Regions from separate parts of the Homo sapiens genome. Here region 2 is linked to region 1. A link is an interaction called in ENCODE POLR2A ChIA-PET data of the cell type or tissue named here. Cell type or tissue: HepG2. All regions are shown on one strand. Each heading gives the region's core, and the rest is flanking DNA. Links, peaks and the distances in the headings are about the cores only.

What was found. Peaks named below come from ENCODE experiments on the same cell type or tissue, not always from the same donor. Only the 100,000 strongest peaks of a DNase experiment are listed, where the experiment ranks them.
Region 2: POLR2A ChIA-PET joins it to region 1 with 5 read pairs; 4 of 35 experiments call an interaction of 5 or more read pairs at or near these places.

The regions. Positions count from the first base shown.
Region 1 is chr12:121,798,672-121,801,572 of GRCh38, forward strand. LINC01089 (long intergenic non-protein coding RNA 1089) reads right to left here. Exons shown (of 4, transcript NR_152740.1): 3 at 1,176-1,285. It also overlaps a transcript of SETD1B not described here. Among named protein-coding and RNA genes, the nearest start is that of LINC01089, 2.8 kb to the right of the region's middle. RefSeq lists enhancers at 330-869, 870-1,409, 2,300-2,419, 2,480-2,579, 2,600-2,659 and 1 more and silencers at 1,200-1,249, 1,280-1,699, 1,770-2,109, 2,120-2,189. In HepG2, for the core only: a CTCF peak has its summit at 938; DNase peaks (open chromatin) are centred at 930, 1,540 and 2,382; H3K4me3 peaks cover 2,222 bases.
Region 2 is chr12:121,963,530-121,966,430 of GRCh38, forward strand. The region is part of intron 15 of CFAP251 (cilia and flagella associated protein 251); the gene reads left to right. Among named protein-coding and RNA genes, the nearest start is that of CFAP251, 46 kb to the left of the region's middle. In HepG2, for the core only: no CTCF peak of the experiment used is centred there; no DNase peak of the experiment used is centred there.

The sequences.
Region 1 (2,901 bases), core at 402-2,901:
GCCCCCAGAGCTCGGTGTAGCCCTCACAGCGGGAGTGGGGCACAAGTCCCAAATAGGGGAGGTGGTGTGATCAGGAGCACCTGGACCCAAATGGTTCATCAAAGCAATCACAAAGCAGAAATCACAAGGAGGGGGGCTCCGAGACCAAGGGCCGCCATCTCCAGCTGTGGAGCTTCTTAGACACTGAGATGGGAAACTATTCAATACATGAAGTCGGCTAGCGTTAGAATGAAATCAATTACTATGTGCCAAGCGTGGAACGTGGCACTTCTGCGTCAAAACCCCAGGTGTTACCAGGCTAGGGGCTGGAGTCTCAAAATGTGTTCCCAGACCACAGCATCAGCCTCACCTCACCTGGGAACTTGTTAGAAATGCCAGTCCTAAGGACCAACCCACTGAATCAGACACTTGGGCACCAGGCCCGGTGGTCCATTTTCAGTGAGCCCCCCTTCCGGTGTGATTCTGATGCCGGTTCCAGACTAAGAACCACTGATCTAGCCCTGTTTTCGGAGATGGAGAAATAGGCTTGGAGGCTATACCGCTTACGCAAGGCCATAGCTGTTCAATGGCTCGCCAGGTTTCAAATCCAGCTTTGTCTGGTTCTAGAAACAAGGCTTATATACAGGCCTGCCCATTCGGGGACTGGAGAAGAAAACAATCCCAGGAAGGTGGAGAAGCGTCAAGGAAGGCCCTTTCATAGAGAAAGGTGGCCGGAACCTCGGGTCTCTGTTCTTTGCCTCTCTAGCAGCCAGACATCAGAGGACGGCTCACACTGTCACCCCACATGCCCCACGGGGGCGGCTGGAGGGAAGGCCACAGCACAGTTGGGCTTTCTGACAGTGACCTGTGTCTTTCAGAAGTAGGCGGCACCCAGGGCCCTCCCCCCGCCGAAGAACACACAACTGGGAAATACTTGCAAGTGGATCCTCTCGTATGCTGCTATATTCGGCAGAGACTTACACGCCCCAAATGCCTGACAACAGAAGCTGACAGACGGGGATGGATGGCCCCGGCGGCCCAGCAGGCGGCCCTACGCGCTCGCAGCTGGGGGGGGGGGGGTGGGGTGGGGCGGGGCCGCAGAACCAGCCCGGCGTGTTTGGGGTTCGGCCCTCCCTGGGCTGCAGGCCAGAGCCCCCCAAATCTCCCTCACGGTCTGGGCAAGTACTCACACCTACCTTAGTGGGAGGACTGTCAGAGTCAAACTAGGCCTGCCCCTGCCGTTGACAGAAGGAAAGATTGTCCATTCGGGGGGTGCCCGAACGTCGCCCCTTCTCCGGCCCAGAACCTGGAGGAGAGGAAGGTGGAGGGCGGATCAGGGCGTTGGGGGAGAGAGATGTGACCGGCCGAATACACAGCAGACGGGCTCCGGGGCTGAAAGGGAGCACCCCAGACGCCGCCCCTCCCCCAGCGGCCCGGGCGGCCGGGGGTGGCTGAGTCAGAAGGTTCAACCCCGGCCCGGGCGGCGGCTCATCTGCATTTCCAAAGGCCCGCCCCGCCCGCACCCTCCCCGGGAAGGGCCGGAGATCTGAGGCTTCGCCGGGAGCCCCGCGCCTCGGGGGATCCCGGGGCCCCCCCTCCGCTTTCCCAGGCTTCCCCCACCTCCTGCCTGGAGAGCTGGGCTGGAGGGCTGCCCAACGGGGCGTCTGCGGCCACCCCGAGGGCCTCCCGCCCTGAGTGAGGACAAAGGGGGCGACCCCCCGCCCCGCGCTGACTCGGCTCTCAGAGGGCGACTGGGAGGTCGGACCTGGGCGCCCAGAGCTGGGTGGGCAGCGGGGGGCGGCCTGGGGTCAGGGCCAGGCCGGTCCGCGGCTTCCGGAGGAGCCGGTGGGACCCGGGGCGGCCTCGAAGCCCCGCCGACCCCGTGGCCCTCGGCTGCGGGCGCCCGCGCAGGACAAAGACGAAAGAGGGAAGCGGTCCGGGGCGAGGCCTCCTGGTGCCCGCGTGGGCCGCCGGGTCGCCCAGCCCCCTACCCCTGCCGCTCCTCCCGCCCGGCGCGCGGCGGCCGCCACCGCCCCAGCCACGGGCAGCGCGCGAAATGGCGCCCATCAGGCCGCCGCGCCCGGCTGAGGCGAGCGCGGGAGGCGCGGCGCGCGACGCCCCCGAGGCCCACGGCCCCCGAAACGGCCCCCGACACCCGGTCGCCAGCGCTGCGCCCCGCGGGCTCTCGGGGCCCGACCTGGCCGCGGGCCCGCCTCCTGCTCCGGGCTCCCCACGACCGGGGGGACGGAGGAAAGGAGGAAGGAAGGAAAGAGAGCCGCCGCCATTAGCAAAGCAGCCCTGCCCGGCTGGGCCCGCCTGCCAGACCAGCCCGGCCCAGCCGCGACGGGCTCGAAGCCTGTAAAGAAAACTGGTGTTTGGGAGGAGGAGCGAGCGCGGCCGGGAGGACAGCAGCTCCGGGCTGCGGGCGGAGATGCTGCGTCATGGTGCCAACATGGACGCCGGCCTTTTGTCCTCCTTCGCGTTGCCAGCGCAGGCGCGCCCCGGAGCCCCGAGAAGCCGGCTTCGGGGTGCGGAATCCTCACGATCGAAAGGAAAGTGGGCCCAAGGCTGGGCGATGAGGCTCCCTAGTGTTTTAAGCCCCCCCGTCTCCAAAGCACTTCAATTTCTTCTCCCCATCCAGGTTCAGACCTGGGAAGAGCGAGGGGGCGAAGGCAGGCGGCTCCATGGACCCCCGAGGGTCGCTGCGAAGCCCGTCTTCTCGCCCTTGGGGCAGAAGAGGCACAGGGGTCCGAAGAGCCCTTCGTGTCCCAACCCCCCGCCCACTGCCCGCTCCGGCTGCCAAATACAATGCTCCAGAATCCTCCTTCTCCTCTCAGCTCCCAAACACTTGCAGCCCTTGCTTGGCCTGCAAAAGGGTTTCCTCGAAGGGGCAAAAGGCACTTTTTATCTTTCTTACTTACC
Region 2 (2,901 bases), core at 164-2,663, 160 kb after region 1:
TGCTGGGGAGCAGGGAGTCCACAGCCAGGGAGCAGGGCATCTGCAGCCCAGCATCCTAGAGTGGCATCTCCTCCCTCCTGATGCCATCCTGCACATGCACGTGGGCCCCTGTGCTTTGGCCCCTGTGAGCCCTCACAAGAAACACTGACGATTGTGCCTCGAGTACAGCAGGGCCTGCACTGTCATCCCATTCCCTCATCCACAGCCCTGCTAACTATTCTCCCACCGAGCTTCAGGAGGCTGTGTGACTTGTCCAAGGTCAAACAGGGCAGGACTTGACCCTTGACCCTAGCCCTGACCCCATCCTCTACTCAGCGCTGTGGGGCCTCGACACAGCCCTGGCTTTGGGATCTTACCTGGTCAGCCCTGGAGGGGAGCTTCTGCCTTTGGTTTGGCTGTGTCTTGGGTATGGCTGGAAAGAAGGATGGAGGCAGGAGAAGTTCGAAGGGAGAATGTTTCAGTGATCCACCACGACCACCACCACTGCCACTGCCACCACCACCAGGAGAAGGAAGTCAGGGAACTGGCAGCAGCTGGCTCAGGCTTGAAGACTATCATGGTTTTGAAATGTATCTCAGATAAGACAGGTCCTCAAAAGGCCAGGACCACCCGGGATTTGTTGTTGTTGTTGTTGTTGTTGTTGTTGTTGTAAACAGTTCTTTCCCAGAAGGCACAAGAAAAAATGACTGAGAAATGCCATGTTTTATGGTAGAGAGAAAAATCCAGGACAGTTTCCTTAAACGATTAAAACACTGGAAAGCATGTGTAAAGAGGAGCTTTAGAAAGATTTCAGAATCATTGTGCATAGTTTTTAATGAAAACATACTTTTTGGACAAAGAATATCTCTCAGATATGCGCAGTCCTAAGACACTGAATTGGCAGAGCTGGAGAATGAGGGCTGGCAGACCTCGGGCCTGAAGTTCCTGCTAACAGTCATTCACTGGAGGAAAGAGGCAGGAGGGACTTTTAGACACAAAGTTGGGAGCTTCTGCCTGTTGATGATCAATCTGAAATTAGCATAAAGCATCTTAAAAATTTTTATCAAGGTGATACTCACGTAACATAAAATGAACCATTTGAAAGTGAACAGTTCAGCCGGGCGTGGTGGCTCACGCCCCAGCATTTGGGAGGGGCCGAGGCAGGTGGATCACCTGAGGTCAGGAGTTCGAGACCAGCCTGGCCAACATGGTGAAACCCTGTCTCTACTAAAAATACAAAAATTAGCCGGGCGTGGTGGCATGCACCTGTAATCCCAGCTACGTGGGAGACTGAAGCAGGAAATCTCATGAACCCGGGAGGTGGAAGTTGCAGTGAGGCGGGATTTTACTAGCCACTTTACTCCAGCCTGGGCGACAGAGCTAGACTCTGTCTTAAAAAAAATAAAATAAAATAAAATAAAGAAAGTGAACAGTTCCATGGCATTTAGTACTCATGGTGCTGTGCAACCCCCACTGTAGCTTCAGAGCATTTCCATCATTCCAGAATAAAAGCCCTTGCATAAAGCATCTTGTAAGCTGTAGGAATAAGAAAGCCTCATAACCATGGCTTAATTGGGAAGGAATTGTCTTTTTGTGATAAATCCAAAAGAATGTAAAAATGCATTTAAAAAAGATTTGAAAGAACATGAAAAGGCAGTTCACAGGAAAAGGCCAATAAACCTATGAGCAGATGCTCACTAGTATGTCAAAGATGCAAATGAAAACAAGATATCATTTTTTCACCAATCAGATTAGCAAAGATAAAAATGATTGATAGTGCTTAGCATTGGCAAGAGGCTAGGAAAACGGGCACTCTCATCCGCTTCTGGGGGCGGGTGTGAATCAGTGTAACCTTTTGGGAAAGCAATTTGTCACCCTCTATTAAATTTTATCATATCTTCTGACTTCTAGGAATGTAGCCCACAGAAGTACTCACACAGTATGCCAAGACATAAGTAAACGGATGTCTTGTTTGAAAATATTTTTAAAAATGGAAACAATCCAAATGCCCATTAATAGGGGATGAGTTAAACAATGGTTTGTCAGTACACTGGAACACGATGCTGCTTTTAGAAAAGAAAAAAAAAGGAAGAGTAAGACAGCTCTCTGTGTAATGACGTGGAAATATCTCAAAGATGTAAAATGAGATAAAGCAAATTACCAATGAAGCATGAATAGCATAATTCTATTTTTATATAAAATTATAATTACAAAAGAAATTCTTGAGTCATATACACCAAATTATTACTCATGATTATCTTGGGATAGGGTGCAGCAATGTGGAGATATAGATTTTCTCCTTCTTCTTCTTCTTTTTTTTTTTTTTTTTGAGGCAGGGTCTCACTCTGTTGCCCAGGCTGGAGTGCAGTGGCATGATCTCAGCTCACTGCAGCCTCGACCTCCCAGGCTCAAACAATGCTCCCACCTTAGCCTCAGGCCACCAAGCCAGGCTAATTTTTCATAGAGACAGGAAACTACTATGTTGCCCAGGCTGGACTCGAACTCCTAACCCCAAGCAATCCTCCCACCTTAGCCTCCCAAAGTGCTGGGATTATGGGAATGAGCCACTGCGTTCTGCCCATGACCAGAGTCTTAAAACCTATGTTGAGATTTATGGAATTTTAAAAACTCTTCCCTTCCCTCCCCTCCCCTCCCCTCCCCTTCCCTCCCCTCCCCTCCCCTCTCCTTCCCTCCCCTTCCCTCCCCTCCCCTTCCCTCCCCTCCCCTCCCCTTCCCTCCCCTCCCCCTCCCCCTCCCCTTCTTCTTCCTTTCGATGGAGTCTTGCTCTGTCACCCAGGATGGAGTGCAGTAGCGTGATTTCACCTCATTACAACCTCCACCTCCTAGGTTCAAGCGATTCTCATGCCTCAGCCTCCTGAGTAGCTGGGACTACAGGCGCGCACCACTATGCCTGGCTAATTT